2 separate regions of the Homo sapiens genome follow, and region 2 is linked to region 1. A link is a loop called in an ENCODE intact Hi-C map of the cell type or tissue named here. Cell type or tissue: PC-3. All regions are shown on one strand. Each heading gives the region's core, and the rest is flanking DNA. Links, peaks and the distances in the headings are about the cores only. Region 1 overlaps NRXN1-DT (NRXN1 divergent transcript). Region 2 overlaps NRXN1-DT (NRXN1 divergent transcript).

Region 1 (8,515 bases), core at 118-8,117:
ATATTCAGGAGATAGAGGAACATGTTAAATAGTATTACATTTTGCAGAGTGTGAAAAATTACACCAGAGAGATGACCTGGTTTCTACAACATATAAATGGAGAAAAAAAGAAGTATAGGAAGGAACTGCTCCAGATAAAAAGAGATCTCAGAGAATATCAATCCAATTCAGTGTGTGACTTCGGTTGGACTCTTATTAAAATGAACAATTTTTGGAAAACTTTTGGGCAAAGTAAAATGTGATCTGTGTGTTTGATGCTAATAAGAATTTTATATTAATAATCAATGATCGAATAATTACATATTAAATGAAAAGCCATTTATTTGTTTAAAATAATGATTAACATTGAATGTGTTCATGGTATTTTTGTTAAGTTTACAAAATCCATATGTGTTACAAATACTAGTATGTTTATATTTGACATGATTGGATTCTCAAGAGTTACTACATAATGCTCTAAAAGAAAGGGTGGTGCTGGGGTTGGATGGGGGGCCAAATTAAACAAATATTGTTGGTTCTGGGTCCGAGAATGTTTATTTCACTACTGTCTCTATTTTTGTGTATGTGAAAACTTCCATTGTAGAACATTAATTTACAGAGGCACAGTGTATAATCCACATGAATCCAGGCAGGTATCCTCTCCTTGTACAGTTTCCTATATGAGTCCTAAATACAGTTCAAACATCAAAAGGAACTGAATTTTGGGGAGCCTATTGATACTGCAAACCTAGGCTTTTCATTAATAATTTAAAGCTAATACCTTAGTGTTCAATAGATTGGGTGACTGCATACTATATCATCCAGGCAACACATGTTAAGCAGGATGGAACAGGAGGCCAACAACATAAAAGAGGGAACATCCCAGGCAACCAGTCACATAAGGATACATTACTGATATGCAGTTTAAAGGAGCTGCTTACAGATTCAGCTGAAAAAAGAAAAAAAAAAAAACAACTACCCTTATTCTTAACAAGATTTAGTCAGTATCAGTTTTTTTTTTTTTTCTTTTGTTGTTGTGGTGGTAGTGGTGGTGGTGGTGGTGGTGGTGGTGGTGGTGGTGGTGGTGGTGGTAGTGGTGGTGGTGGTGGTGGTGGTAGTGGTGGTGGTGGTAGTGGTAGTGGTGGTGGTGGTGGTTTGTAACTACCGGCCATTCTGCAACTGTGCCGTTCAAGAACAGATGTTTGTAACTTGTATGTGATCACTGTTGTGATTGTGAAGCTCACCTAGCTTCAGGTCACATGCACCTTTCCATCTCCCTACATGCTCAGTCCTTGCCTGGAGTTTGGCTAAGTCATACTTGGTCTTGAATGTATATAAACAGACACTCCCAAATGGAGAAAGCTGCCATGAGCTATAGAAGTCAAAATATCATGTCACCTCAGGCTTTAAGTTGCTTGGGCAGGATGCAGCAAATTGTCAGTGTAAGAATAGCCATGCCTGGATACACAAAATGCTTAAACTTTAAGTGTGGTTTTGCATCCAAATTCCACTTACGTTTACTTTCCAAGGTTTGTAGGCCAATGTACCTAGATCTAATATGCCATTTAATTAAATTTATCTCAAACCTACACCCACCTCTAATATGATCATCAATTGCAAAGATAGATCTTTTATCCATTGGTAAAAGACACATATGTTTGTGTTCTGCAGCCATATCCAAAGAGGGAAAAGCAGAGACTGATTTAAACTGGCCTGTGTACTATCCCAAACTCACCAATCAAATAAGTCATTTCCTCCCCCAGGAGAGGGGAACCAAGGATGTCCTTCCGCATGAAAATGTCAGAACGAGAAAGAGAAGAAAAGGAAATTGTTGAAGAATCTAGGAGTGTTTGAAAGAGGAAGAGACTGCATTGTGCTCCCCAGATCAATGGTTGATAAGCTGAAGTTGTCCTCACACCATTAAGAGACACAGTGGTAAATCACATGATAGGTGTCACAGGAAGTTAAACTGTATAAACAGAGAGACCAGTGCCTACTTTTTTTTTTTTTTTTGAGACGGAGTCTCGCTCTGTCGCCCAGGCTAGAGTGCAGTGGCGCGATCTCTGCTCACTGCAAGCTCCGCCTGCCGGGTTCACGCCACTCTCCTGCCTCAGCCTCCGGAGTAGCTGGGACTACAGGCACCGGCCACCACGCCCGGCTAATTTTTTGTATTTTTAGTAGCGACGGGGTTTCACCGTGGTCTCCATCTCCTGACCTCGTGATCCGCCCGCCTCGGCCTCCCAAAGTGCTGGTATTACAGGTGTCAGCCACCGCGCCTGACCAACAGTAAAAAAGGATGAGGTGAACTGCCTTGGTCAGACTCTGAGAAATACTCACAGTTCCTCCTTCCTCCTGGCCAAGTCCTTGAAGAATCAAAGCAGCAAATAAACAAGGTGGAACAAGAGTGAAAATGAGAATGCATTTATCTTCTCCACTGAACGACCCCAAGTCCTGTGTCAGGGCTGAGGTAAGGAGAGATGAGAGTCTTTGAGCTGAATGTGTGATTGAATCTTTGATTTAAACTAGCTGGAACTCTTGAATACTAAAATTCAATCTCAGGTATTAAAATTTGTATTTTCTCATAATAAAAGTTAACTATAAATCTGTGGGATCTGTTGAGGGCACAGAACACTTCCAACAAAGTATATTTGAGAGCAACATAAGTGAGAAAAATAGACATGTTTTGTTTGTACACCTGAAGTCCAGTCTGTCAATAAGTTGGCTACTTATTTTCATTATCACAAAATTTTATCTATCAATTCCACCCACCTATTTTAGTAAGGCCTTAGATTTTATGACCTATCATTGCTTTCTCTTATAAAAATACCAAATTAAGACTACTCTGTAAGGGTTTTTGTTTGTTTGTTTGTTTATTTGTTTGTTTGTTTGTTTTGGTTTTTATATCCCAACCACTCATGCCAGAACATAGGCTGTTTGGTTCTTTTTTTCTTTTTTTTAGACATGGTCTCACTCCTGTTGTCCAGGCTGGAGTGCCGTGGCATGAACTTGGTAGCTCACTATAGCCTCCACTTCCTAAGCTTAGGTGATCCTCCCACTTCAGCATCCTGAGTAGCTGGGACCACGAGCAACCATGACCACACCCAGCAGTCGGTTCTTACAGTTTCATTCTCTATTCTTACTAACAGACAAGTCTTAGTCAGTATGGCCGGGTAGCTATAATAAAGACAGTATGAAATTCCCAGTGAATCTACCCTAAATTTCTCCCCTTCTTCATTTTCTCTTGATTCCATACCATCTGAGTCATTTTCTTTAACCCTAAATTGAAAAAGAAGCATGCTCAAGACTAGGTCTTGATTCATGCCTATGTTTTTATTTCCTCTTTCCCCTCACACTGCTGATAAACAGATATTGTCAGTGGCTAGTGTTAGATAGGCTCATAAATGACAAAAAGAAAGAAAAATAAATGGGGATCTCTGAGTAGCAGTGACTAGTAAAGTCTAATAAATTAGTCAAAGACAATACAGACAGACATCATTCACCACAAACAATCACATAACGAAAGGAGTATGGCCTCATGCTGACCAATTTAAGAAGCAGCTGAGGAAAGAGGCAGAAGGTTCTGTCACAATGTGGCTTTAACTTCACCCCACTTTAGAATTTGTGGGTGATCATGGATCCTGAGAATCCTTACACACACGTTGATTTGGAGAGAAATGGAGAGAGTGATCATGCTTATCTCTTCTCTCTTCCTACTGTCAAGAGGATGGTATGTGAGGTGAGAAGTAAGAACAAAAAGCTCTGCTGGGGAGAAATAAGTGAAATTAAGGATACCAACAATAGAAAATTATTCTTTCTGATAGAAACATGGGATTCAAGGTTCTCCAAAAATGAGGAAAATATTTGAATTCATGAGACTTGCCCCCATAAAAGCAGAATGACCAGACATCACTAGGATAAAGGATCCCTTCCCATAAGAGATAAATAAACATTTACTACAATTTGCTTTATTTGGGGTAAGAACTATCCTCCTCTACCTGTCTCACCAACTTACTATTATGCCACAAAGAAGATAATCAAATAACATACCTAAGTCCTCAATCCACAGTGTAATGAAATAAATAATAACCATACATCAAGCTAACAAGTAAATAAAGGAACCTACCCTATGTGTTAAGAAAATCTAGACTGAGTTGCTAGCATTAAGCGTTATCAATAGTAAAGAAAAAGGCACAACAACTCAGTATACATTTTACAAGAAAAAAATAAATAACTATTTTAAAAAGAAATACTACCTCAGTTAAAAATATAGCCCTAGGAACAAAATGCATTTCCCCATGCATGAAAACTTAATAAGTGTCATGAATCATTACAAATAAAACTCAAAGGTGAGATAATATTAAAATAAAATATTATAAAAAGGATATTATAGAGATAGAAATAAAGTAAAAACCCAAAATAATACTGATTATAGGACACTGAATAATTTAGAAACATCGAGAGACAACAAAGGGTTAGATTAAAGTCAAATTATAAAATAAGGGGAGGTTTGAGAAAATCATACTGAATTCAGGATAAAATGACAGAAAGATTAAAGCGATAAAAATGAAGGTGATAATCTTAAATATCAGACAGAAATGATCCAAAATAATTTTCATCCTTGAAGTAGAACCCCAAAAGTGAGACAGAACCTAGCATTAGAATGTACAATAGAAAGAAAGAAAGGTAAAATTTAAAATACATTATAAAATATTTCAGTAAAGTAGTAGCTAATGGGCAATTGGCAATGCTAAATGAGTAATTTACTGAATGTCAAATATGAGGAAAGCATTTTTCAGGTAATTGGGCAGAATAAAACAAGTCACCTATAGTGGAAAAATAAAAATTCAATCTTGCCTTGAATTTCTCTACAACAACATTAAATATCAAAATATGATGGTGCAATAGCTACAAAGTTCCAAGGAAAAATGAAAACCGAAGCCAAGATTTTATACATAATTAAATTGTCCTTCAAGTATAATAAAACAGGACAAAATAATAGAAAACGTGTTATTTCCAGGCATGCAGAAACTCAAGGAATAGAGTATTTATGGGCCATTTTTGAAAGAAAAAAATAAGCAAACTTGATAAATAACTCCAGTCAACTAAGTGATGAAGCAAAACAAAATAAAATGTGAAATGGAAAACTTGTCATAAAAGTACTGGCTGACAACAGTGAATCCATTTAAAAATAGAATAATTACCAAACATCTCTGGAATTGAAGATTGTAAAACGGAATACGAATTTTATCAACTTCAACAATATATAAATAATAATGTAACTTAAAAAAATTGGCAAGTGAGGGAGAGTAGAGGGAAAAAGAAGAGTCTATCTAGCTAATCGTTTTAAACATGGATCATAAACCATTCTCTAAAATTGGAACTGGCAGTTGAAAAATATACTTCCATCTATGAAAGATTTAAGGTAGCCCAATAACCTTTATTAACCATGCATATTTCTTTTAGGTGAAAAAGCTCACCTAAACTATATTAATTTATTGAATGAAAATTTTGTTTCATTAAAAATAACAATATAGCATGATGCAATTTATATGAAATTGTTTTTGATCTCATTAAATTTATTCAAATAGAGACATAGAGAAAGCCATGTCTATAATGAGGTTTTTCTAAAGTTAACAATGGCAGTCGATGGAGTTTGGGAAGATTTTATACTTTCCCTTTAACATTTGTGCTTTTCTGTATTACTTAAATTTTTATATTGATTTTTTGTATTCAAATGAAATTATGTTTTCAAAAACAATGAAGTCATTTTAATTAGAAAGTATATAGAGTGATTTTTATATGTTTACAGCTACTTCCAGCTATAAACATAAGCCAGAATGTATGCCTGGTTAAAATTTTTATAATCCAAATATACATATTTAAGTATTCTTTTGCCCCTTTGTTCCTTCAGGTCTCCTTTTTCTTTATAAGTACAGACAAAATTAAAGAAAAGCTCTGCCCAGGCATTATAGACTTCCTATTATCTAGCCCCTTTCTGCCTTGTTTTCCCTCAGGCAAATATTCTTGTTGAAGTGACTACTTTTTGTGCCTGAACCCCATCCTCCCTAGCCCTTTCTTACTACATGAAGTAAGGCGGCTGCCTCTGAGTGTGAGTTCCCGGTGCCTCCTTTCACCTCACTTCAGCCTATGCCCTCCGAATGAGTCAGTCCAGCGCTCAAACTTTTTACTTATCAAAGTCCTGTTTCTTTACAGTTTCCAAATGTCATATCCACTAAAAAGTTTTCTTGTTTGATTCTAGCACATCAATTTTTACCTTTTTTTTCTGAATTCCAATATAAATTATTTGATATTTAGAATAGAAAACCTTTTCTCTGTCTATCTAGAGAGAGGCCTGTTGTAGACATACATATTTGCTGCTGCCCTACATAGACTTTGAATCTCTCAAATGCAGGGAACGTATTTTATGTATCTGTGGGCTTCGAATTGTGGACAATTCACTTTACATTGTAGATATTTAGAAAAAGTTTATTTAAAATCATTAGGATGCTCATTTGAATTATGTCTTTACTCATCAGGCTTCACTATGTTTCCAGATTGGCCCCGTCAGAGGCAGTACAGAATGAAATGTGTCTATGTCTGATGTGTAGTTTACTATATCCCTTCTTTCTATATGTATGACTTAGAAGAATTGTGACAGGTACTACATTTTCTCAGATGCTAGTGCTTAAATTTTCACAAATCAGCTACTGACTTTAAAGTGTTTGTTCTATTAATAAGTGCACATGAAGTCACACACAATGTCCCCTTTAGGATGAAATAAATTGTATAAATACTGTTGAAAACAATCCCCAAATTAGATATTTCAGACATCCTGATGCAATTCCTGGCTTTTCTTATCCAAATTTCTCTTGGTCTCTGCATTTTGATGTTATTTCGAGTTTGGAGAAACTTCCTAATATTTCTTTTGCCTGGGGTTGAGCATGGTGAGTGACAATAAAATGAGGTGAAGTCATAACTTCATATTGACATAGATTGTTTAAGAAGGGAGAAAAACATAAATGATCACTTGTTTATTTATTGTGAAGCTGATTTTGTGAGCTCGCTAATAATAAGTTGCATGCCTGGATCCCTAAGTGTTCCAGTAGATGTGTGCCATTGTTTCTGTCTGACAACTTACTAGCCTTAGACTAAAACTATCATAAATATAATTAAGATATTAAATTTAAGCCAACAGTAAAAACACTGGTTATCAACCCGATGGCATAGCAGTTGTATGCTTTTGCCTAGAAATTCACACCCAAAAAAAAAAGTTGGCCTCTTTATTTCTGAAATCTACCTATATAGTAACTTGTCAGATAAGCCTATAGTTATTTCCAATGTTGCTGAATAGGTAGAAATTGAAAAAAAGAGAGATATATACATAATGATTCCTCACATTCAAATTAACATAGAAGCAGAAAAAGTGTTTTTATAAGGAATGTGTATGTTGTGTGCAGAAAACAAATGACCTGAGAGTATTAACACCAGAGAAAAACTATTTTCTCAATTCAGACAAAATTTTGCAGTTTCAATTTGCTTTATCCCCACAGTGCTAAAGGCTCATTTTTGGTGAAGAGACTTCTAGCAGAGAAAAGGTGCAGATTCTGTAAGCAGAATAGATTTCAAAGAAAGAAAAAGTAAGTTGAAGGGAAATATAGTGTATTAGTCCTGTTAAAAAAATACTGCACTGCAGGAAAAAGAGAGAGAGAGAGAGGGGGAAAAGGAGGAAGAGAGGAGTCAGAGAATCTCGAATCTCATTACTTCACATAAAATTTTATTTCTTGCTCTCGTGACGTGTGTTAGGAAGGCAACTTTCTAGGGCAGAAACTTTATCAAGAATGACTTGATTGTGTCTCTGAGTGTCAACCATCTCAATTCTAGGCATCTTTAATTGCTTGAGTAGAGGAAGCGATTGACTGGAAAATTGTGCAAAAACTTGGAAGTAGCACATGTCATTTTTGCGTGCATTTATTTGAACAGAACTATCCACATGGCCAGCCATGCACACAACAAAAGAGTATGGGAAGTATAGTTTTCCATAAACCTGAGAAAGAGAAATATGCAACTGGATATGGTGAACACATAGCATTGTTTCCACCACATTCATGCTCAGTAAGGCTCAGATATCCTGGAGCAAATCAAAAGATAAACCATCTACAAACAACTGAACATTTATCAGGAGCCTTTCATCTCTCCAAAAGTCCAAGTTGTTTTCCTGGTACAGAGATTCGCGCGCGTGTGTGTGTGTGTGTTTGTTTTCTAGGCATACAGTTGTATGTTTAATTCAAAACTTACACATTTTCAAACAGAAAATGATAGAAAACCTGAATCTTCCCCTTTTAAATACAAAAGAGATGATTCACCATTCTGTCACATTCTCCCTCCAAGTAACCTCATTGTGTGTTTGTCATTCCTTATGTTAGTCATTAGTGCTCACATGCTGTCTCTATAAAATTATGCATATGATCCTCAGTTTTTGATTACATACGTTTTATCTTCCTGAATGAGGAGATTAAATTCTTAGAATAATACGTAC
Region 2 (8,515 bases), core at 290-8,289, 87 kb before region 1:
GGATTCTGTCTTTATGAGTCGCTGTGTGTACAAATCTCATCTCACAGGTTCTGAAGAGCCTGAATGTCAGTGGTGATTCATTTCCACACTACCATCTTAATGGTCAGACTGTTTATGTGACTGGAAAGGATTCACAAAGAAACAATGACTCATGAGAAGCTAGTAGATGTGAACAAGCTTATGGTGCATTTTTAGTTTATGGACTAAAAATTTGAGATTTAAGTTTTAAGTTGAAGAAAGAGATGTTTAGAAATTGCGGATGTATTATTTTCGCTTAAGAACACAGTCGGCCCCTGTATTCATAGCTTCTGCACCTGTGGATTCAATATCAGTGCCAAAAATATTTCTAAAAATCAATGATAATAAAAATAATAATACAACAATAAAACAATACAAAATAAAAACTCAGCACAGTATAACTATTTACAAAACATTTACATTGCTGTGGTTATTATAAGTAATCTAGAGATGATTTAAACTACATGAGAGGATATATGTAGGTTACATGCAAATATTATGCCATTTTATACAAGGCACCTGAGCATTGACAGATTTTGTTACCTGAATGGGTTCCTGGAATCAATCCCCCACAGATACTGAGGGAGGGGGTAAATTAGGACTAATTTACCCCTAAAGTCTCTTCCAGATTTATAATTGTTTTACTATGTAATTGCTAAATTATCATCCTGCTAAAATTAACATGAAATTTCAATCTTAATTCCTTGGAATATCAAGTGATCAGATAAATAAATATGATGTACACATCAAACAATTCTACTTATATTTTTAAAAAATGTTGTAAACTTAAAAATATGGCAGACAATTGAAATTCTTGTAATGACTTGTAAAAGAATCCTCTTATTTTTAGTGCTACTTACAGGTTCGTGTTAAATGTTATATGAAGCCATTGGCTCATAAGTATGTATGTTTTTTAGCCTACTCTATTTGTTCAGCTCTATTGTTACCTTTAAAATCCTTATCCACTTGGGACCATTGTGCGTGTACTAGGCTCTACTTCAAAATATGACCCCCAGATCTTTTGCTTACAAGTTTTTGTCTTATTTATTATGTTACATCATTAGATGGGAAAAAGGCTTTACACATAAACACAGAGGAAATTGCATATCATGAGGTTATTTTTGACAAGCCACAGAATATATGCATAACCTCTAAATTAAAAAGCAATGTGATAATAAAAACAAATATTCTGAGAACTTGACATAAACTATTCTGATTTCTTGGGCCTAATTTAATGCACTTTCTTCCTTTACTCTCTTTTTTTTTGGTTTCTTTTCTATTTTCTTTTTTTTTCTTTCCAAATTTTATTTTAGGTTCAAGGGGTACATATACAGGTGTGTTACATGCGTAAACAGCATGTTGCAGGTGTTTCGTATACAAATAATTTCAAGTACTCAGAATTTGGGAGGGAGAGGTTAAATCCAGAAGTCTTCCCTTTCCCTGTGCCTTTTCTATATAATCTCCATGCTCTGAGAGAAGTCTCATGTTATTTTTCTGATTTTAGGAGAATGATTAGGCAACATTTGTTAGTGTGCAGGATTCCAGTACACCAACAGATTCTGTACATAACAATAATGCTTTTGCTAGGATCCTCTTCCAAATTGGTAAGAGCAGTTAGTTACCCCACTTAAGGCCTGTTCATACTAGTTCTTCTTGCATCACACAAGAAGTTTAAACAAAGGTTTTCATATGACTTTGTACTTCAGGCTGGCTGGTCCTCAGAGCTGTGTTTGAGTTTGAGGTTGAAATGTTAGAGATACTTGTTACTCACTAAGTGACATACTTTTAACCAGAGAGACCTGAATCCAGATTTCAGGTACTAGCTCAAATCTTAGTAAACAGGATTTAATATTTGTGTTTGCCATTGCTTGCTTATTGCTCTTTGTGTATAATTCTCCCTTCAGTATCATGGTATAAGAAATGCAGAGGCCAGAGTAAAAAAAAAAATTACGAAAATTTAAATATTCAGGATACATGTGAAGGTGAAAAGAAGAGTCTCAAGAACTATACAGAGAATGGCAAGATCACCACTCCAAATTCTTAAAAGTCATTAAGAAACCATGGGATGGCAAATGACCTTCTTCAGTAAAGGAGGCAATGAATATACTGTATGTGGATTGTCTCCAAAGAATGTAGAAATAATGTAGTACAATTCATTGTTTTGATGAAATAGTTCTCTTAACTGATTTTACATTCACCTGTTATAAACCAGCTGGAACAGCTTAATTAGCTTCTTGGCAAAGCTAAAGCTAATTTTTTCATTTTTATTATTTTCTGCTTTTCCCTCATAAGCAAACCTTTCCTCCATCTTCAACTCACTGCCTGTAATAGACTTTTGTTACTCAAATTGCACTACATAAACCAGCAGCACTGACATCAGCTGGGAACTTGTGAGAAATGGTGAATGCAGGACCCACACAACAGCTACTGGACCAGTCTGTTTTTTAAACATCAACCTGGATAAGAAGTGGCACAGCAGAAAAATAAGTGGTGCAATAGCAGTATGATGCTGCTATGATCTTTGCCTGCAGTGGTAATAGTGAATCTTGATTGTGATATTTATTGGAGATAATATGTTATTTTTTTTGTTTAGAATAATTAATGATAAAAGTAGATAATTTGGGCCTCATTTTGTCAACCTGATTTTGTATGTGTCCTTCTAACAAGTTTTGGAATTTGACAAGTGTGATATTTGAATGAGAATGATACAAAAACCTGAAAACAACTTTGAAGATGCTAGGGAAGTTATTTATGTTCTAGTAGAAGATGGCGCAAACTCTTGCACTTTAAAAAAGAAAGAAAATGTCTCTTGTATCCTGAATGATGACTGGAACTCAGCTGCTTAAGAAAATTTGGAAAGATCATTAATTTTTGTCTTATTTCTCCAATTGGAAAAGGAATAGTTTTGTTTTACAACTTTAATTTCAGTGTGGGAACTTGATGATAGAAAATGTTTCATATTATTCTCAAATAGTATGCTGTATATTACTGGCATTATATTTCTTTTAGCAGAAAAGAAATGTCTTACACTCTGTCTTTTCTAGAATCTAGTTTGTATATTTTAAGTCTATAATATACAATGATTCAAGGTACAAGATTAACAGGAAATAGATTTTTATCCTAGAAGATAATGTGATCTTTATGTCCATTTTGTTCCCATTTTATTATACCACCTTTTGAAATTTATACCAATGAGAAACAACAGCAACAACAAAAACCAAAAAAACCCCTCCATGAGATATTGAATTTCCACTTCATAAGACCTAGATGGATACATGGGGACACTTCCAGAAAAGTCCTCCCCCAAAGAGAAGAGCCCCAAATTAGCAGTTAAAAATAAACATAGCTCTTTGGCCTCTGATTCTTCAGAGAGAATGATTTCATGGGAACATTGATTAGGGAAAAGAAAAAAAAAAAAGGATCTACTTTCATCACTTTCTCTTTTCTTAATTGGGCTTCATTTGCAGTAAGACCTAGAAAATAGACTCACTAGATTCTAGTAGTCTCATTGGACCTTGCTTATTCGAGAACTATGAAGTAAACACAGCCTGGTGGTTCATGTAGGACATGTGATGAAATTTCACCTAATTTGAACTAAAATGATGCAATGATTGCATGTTCAAAGCCTTAAGTATCACAATATGAATTTTACTTTCATTTGTTAATAGACAGACCTTGAATAATTCTATATCTTAAAGTTTCCTAATCTATTTCAGTGGTCAGAAGTAGAATAATTTTGGAGTAAGCATCTCTGGAAACAGGCAAAGTAAGTCAGAATTTATTATTAAATACCTAGTGTAAAATGATAACATTGAATTAGGAATGATGACTACAGGGAGGAAGTAGAGTAAAGATTGTAGATGCCATTTTCATCAGAGGAAAGGAAGGACAGGGACTTCATTTTGGAGCAATTTGCTAATGATGAGGCACCGATGGTACTGCTAAGAAAACTGGTTGAGGACAGTGAAGATGTTCAGTCCTTAGGCTGTGGATGTGTCAGTGGTTAAAGAGGTAAAAACACCCAGTAGAACTGGGGTTAAGTTACAATGATAAAAATCAGATAATTTAATTATATGGAAGTGATTAAAGGAAATTAGAAAAATAATTTAGAATAGAGGGACGACAGAAGAGCAGGGGAGGGAATGGAAAGGGAAGAGGCAGAAAGAGAGGAAAGGGAATAAAGAAGGAGGGAAAAGAAAGGAAAGAAAGAAAAGAAAGGAAGGAGAAGAGGTATGAGAAAACCTATGAAGTGGTAAGAAGAGATTAATCTCAGTTTGGGGGCATACAAAGTTGAGAGACATGAAAAAGGAAAAAGAAAGCAGGATTTTTTTAGTTGCTCTTGATAATCTAAAGAGTATCAAGGTCAAGGGTCACAAAAAACGTAAAAGGAGAAAAATTTTAGAAAAATCAAACAAAAATCTGGTAGTGTCAAATTCTGCCAACAAATTAGGGAAGATGTAGACAGAGAAAGGCCCATAGGATTTGGGAATTTGGCAATTTGATCTGTACTGATTGAATGAGAGAGGTTATGCAGTAGAATGATGAGGAAGACAGATTACTGGGCATGAGGAGATAATCAATAGTGATTATTTAGAAGAGACAAGAAAGAATAAACTTAAGATGGAAAAATAGGATATCATAAGGAAGAAAAAAGTACATAGTGTATGACATATGAAGAGCTTTGAGCTAAAAAGCCATGTGCCTTGGAAGGATAGAACCTATAAGATAAAATCTCTGTCCTGAAAAACCTTACATTCTACTAGGATGGTAACATGAGTCTCTACATTGCAATGTAAGTATATGATAAATATCAAGAGGCTTCATTTACTTGCATGCTCTCTTCCTCCTTCCATGCCTACTGTGTAAACATAGCTCTCCATATTTATTGCTTGTATTTTTGCAATAGACTTATAACTTATTTTAGTCTCATGCCATTCTCTAACCTGATTCACAATTATGGAGCCCTTTATATACCCACATGGATCTTTTTGCTTTTCAAATTAGTAAGTGGAGGTCAAGGGTGCCAGATGCTGCAATGCATGGAGCAATCCTATACAACTAAGGCTTGTCCTGTATGACTCAAGATTTGCAAATGTCCAAACAGGCTAAAACCATAACAAATACAGACTGGGATGACTATAGAACATAATAATCTGAGAGAGCTGTTAGCAAGAGTTATATAAAAAGCTTAGTAGATTAGAGAATGTTGTTGAAAGTGAACTTGTATGAAAAAAAGACGTTAAAATTTATTGAATAGAATATGTATTTATTCTATTTTTTGGTGTATTATAGCATCTCCAGTCACACCTTTAATTGAAAAGATTTTCAGTACAGTACAGAAGTGCAATTAGTATAAACTCAATGAAACCAATTGCAAATTCATAACGGTAGAGGTTTTTAAACTCCTTTTGACAGATTTTTAAATGTGTTATAAATCAATAAAGATACATGAAAATAAGGTATTCCATGAATTTCATTTATAAAGTTTGTTTAAAAAATAATGCATATTATTGCATTCCTATTAATATATTTAGAAATTTGTAATGAAATGATAAGTAACAAGATTTGTAAAAATTGAATATGGAAGAATTTGATTTAATATAGCCTCATTTGTTATCTTTCTCTGATATTATCTCCAAAAGTCTCTCATATACCTCTTCTGTGGTTTTTGGTATTTACTATTTTTCTTCTTGTTTCATCTATTATTCTTTGTTGTTTAGAGAACGATATAGTCTCCAGTGTCTTTTTAAGCAGTAGAGACTTAAAGCATGTCCTGATGTGAGGAGGACTTTTAAGACAGATTATAATGTTTCATCATTGCCCTAACCCATGTCATGAACATAGATAATTATTTTGACACTATGTTTATCTATAAATTAGTCGTAATTCATTTGACAGAATATTATACGTATTTGTTTTCTTCACTCTGACTGTGATTTTTTTTTTTTTTTTGGTGTGACTCCGTCTATAGTGCTCTGTGTCTATTTCTATCTCTCGTTACCACTTTAGTTTTAACTTTGGTTTCTAAATATTAACTGCCATTATTTTATTTTCATATTCATTGAGCACATACTATGTGCCATAAACATGTGAGATACTAACTATATAACCCAAACAAAAAAGACAAATCTCTCTTCTCACAGAGCATGCATTCTAGCATGGGAGAAAGAGCATAAACAAATAAATGGGTTGAAAAGTGTGTAAGTGGTGACAATTGCTGCGGAGAAAAATAAAACAAGGCAAAAGGAACTGGGAAAAGAAATGTTCACATTTTATACAGGGTGATTAGGGAATCTCTTGCTGATATTTAAGCTTAATTAAGAGGAAATGAGAAAGAGAAATATGTGGTTATCAGGGCCAGGCAATAGCAATTTCAAAGTCCTAAGGCAGGAAGGCACCTGACATCTTCATAAAAACCACAAGAAGAGAGAAAAACTGGAGCAAAGTATGTTAATTGGGAAAGAAGGTTGGAGAATTGCCAGGGACAGAGGATGAAGGATTTGAAAACCACCGTAAGAACTTTAGTTTAATGTTCAGCATAAAATGAGAAGTCAAGGACAGAATTGTAGTAGAGTGGCATAATCTGACTTAACATTTTTAAAGGATGACTCTGGCTTCTATTTTGAAAACTGTCTTAAAGCTAGGATATAAGGAGAGAGACCAGGTACATGGCTATACCAGTATATATCACAAGAAAAATAATAGGTTGGGTATTTATTATTTAAAATGTTTGGAACCAGAAATACTTCGGATTTCGGATTTTTTTATTTTGGAATATTTGCATATGAATAATTACATATCTTGGGGTTGGGACTCAAGTCTAAACACAAAATTTGTTTATGTTTCACATACACCCTGTACACATAGCCTGAAGGTAACTTTATACAATATTTTAAATAATTTTATGCATGAAACAAAGTTTTAACTGCATTTTGACTACATCCTGACATATGAGGTCAGGTGTGGAATTTTCCACTTGTGGCATCAGGTTGGCATTTGAAAAGTATCACATTTTAGAGGATTTCAGATTTCAAATGTTTGGAGTAGGGATGCTCAACCTGTAATACATAATTAGGAAAGTTCTCTACTTACTTTCATATGTAGCTTTGTGAGTGTTTACTAACTGAATGTCTAATGATGACTTCTGTGTTTTAAATTCAAGCAGTAATTGGCTAGACAGTACTACCTTGCTATCTTTGCTTATAGCAACTATTATTTCATTAAATATTTATTGGAGACTTGAAATGTGCCAGACATTGTGCTGGGCACTAAAGATAAAATAGCAAGTAAAACATGCACACTCTTTATATCCATAGACCTTATATTCTACTAGATAAATTGCTTTAGTTTGTATTTATTATTTCTCTTATTTTCCATATTCTTTTCCTCCTCCCCTAAATTGCATATCCCTTTGAAAATGGATTATGCATCTAATTATGTAGTGTGGATTCATTCATTTATATAATAATTGACAGCCTGTGTGCCATGTACTGAGCAACTCGTACCACTCCAGTAAGTTGGACCTTGCTGAGACTAAGTGAATGTTCAGTAAAGTCTTTCGGAGTTGAACTGATTTGAATATTAAAAACAATAAACAGCAAAGAAGACAGGTAAAGAGTTAAGGAGCTGTATCATAAAATATAGGCAGGGAGCATGCAAATTATGTTCCCTCTGTGCTGGAGTTGCTGACCCTAATGGCTTTTGCTTATCATTTGCAAGCCTTTCTTATTCTCAGTTTACTTCAGTCACCTTCACTGTCAAAGCAGGACAGTAATACTTGCTGACCTTTCAGGGATGGATGAAAGAGCCAAAAAAACCATGCAAATGATTGCATACAAATGATCAGGCTGAGAGTGGCTCAATATAAATGCTAACTAGAAAAGGATGCAATTCACTTCACGCTATAATTTCAGTGCACAAGGAGACGTCGGACCATTGATTACCCCCTCTTATATGTGAAAAATAGATAAAAAGAAATTTAGCATTCACAACTATAACAAAACGTTTGTTCAAAGCTCTTGTTATAGTAAGTCTTCTTTAAGAACCAAATGTTTATTTTGAAAATATAGTCATGAAGTAAATAGAAAATGTGTATAACCATCATAATTTTCTAGGAATAGAATAGAGATGTAGACTTTACCATTTGAATCAAACAATTTCTTCTCCCTTGATCATTCAAATAGAAGAGGGAAAACCCACTGTGAAGTTACAAACCCAGATAAAAACTTTTAGCTGTATTTTTTTACTCTTTACTCCAGATTTCCATCTTTAATATAAATAAGGTTATAAATGGTTGGTTCTGTTAGTTTATGTAACATGTTTTAATTTTTTTGTATGCTTTCCTACTACATATTGCTATGGATATTAAGTTTGATGTATACATTATTATATAATACATGGTTTTACACTAAAATAGATATGACATCAGTGATCTTGAGCAGGCAAGACACAAGGGTAGATGTAGAAAAATATTATGTTGAATTTCTATTCAACATGC

Evidence for each region. Peaks named below come from ENCODE experiments on the same cell type or tissue, not always from the same donor. Only the 100,000 strongest peaks of a DNase experiment are listed, where the experiment ranks them.
Region 2: a loop joins it to region 1, with 7 times the contacts of the local background. A loop is called at or near these places in 1 of 110 quality-filtered maps.

What each region holds. Positions count from the first base shown.
Region 1 is chr2:51,804,306-51,812,820 of GRCh38, forward strand. All of the region lies in intron 6 of NRXN1-DT (NRXN1 divergent transcript), which reads left to right. Among named protein-coding and RNA genes, the nearest start is that of LINC01867, 560 kb to the right of the region's middle. In PC-3, for the core only: no CTCF peak of the experiment used is centred there; no DNase peak of the experiment used is centred there; H3K4me3 peaks cover 659 bases; H3K27ac peaks cover 905 bases.
Region 2 is chr2:51,717,433-51,725,947 of GRCh38, forward strand. The region is part of intron 5 of NRXN1-DT (NRXN1 divergent transcript); the gene reads left to right. Among named protein-coding and RNA genes, the nearest start is that of LINC01867, 650 kb to the right of the region's middle. In PC-3, for the core only: no CTCF peak of the experiment used is centred there; a DNase peak (open chromatin) is centred at 5,059; H3K27ac peaks cover 1,032 bases.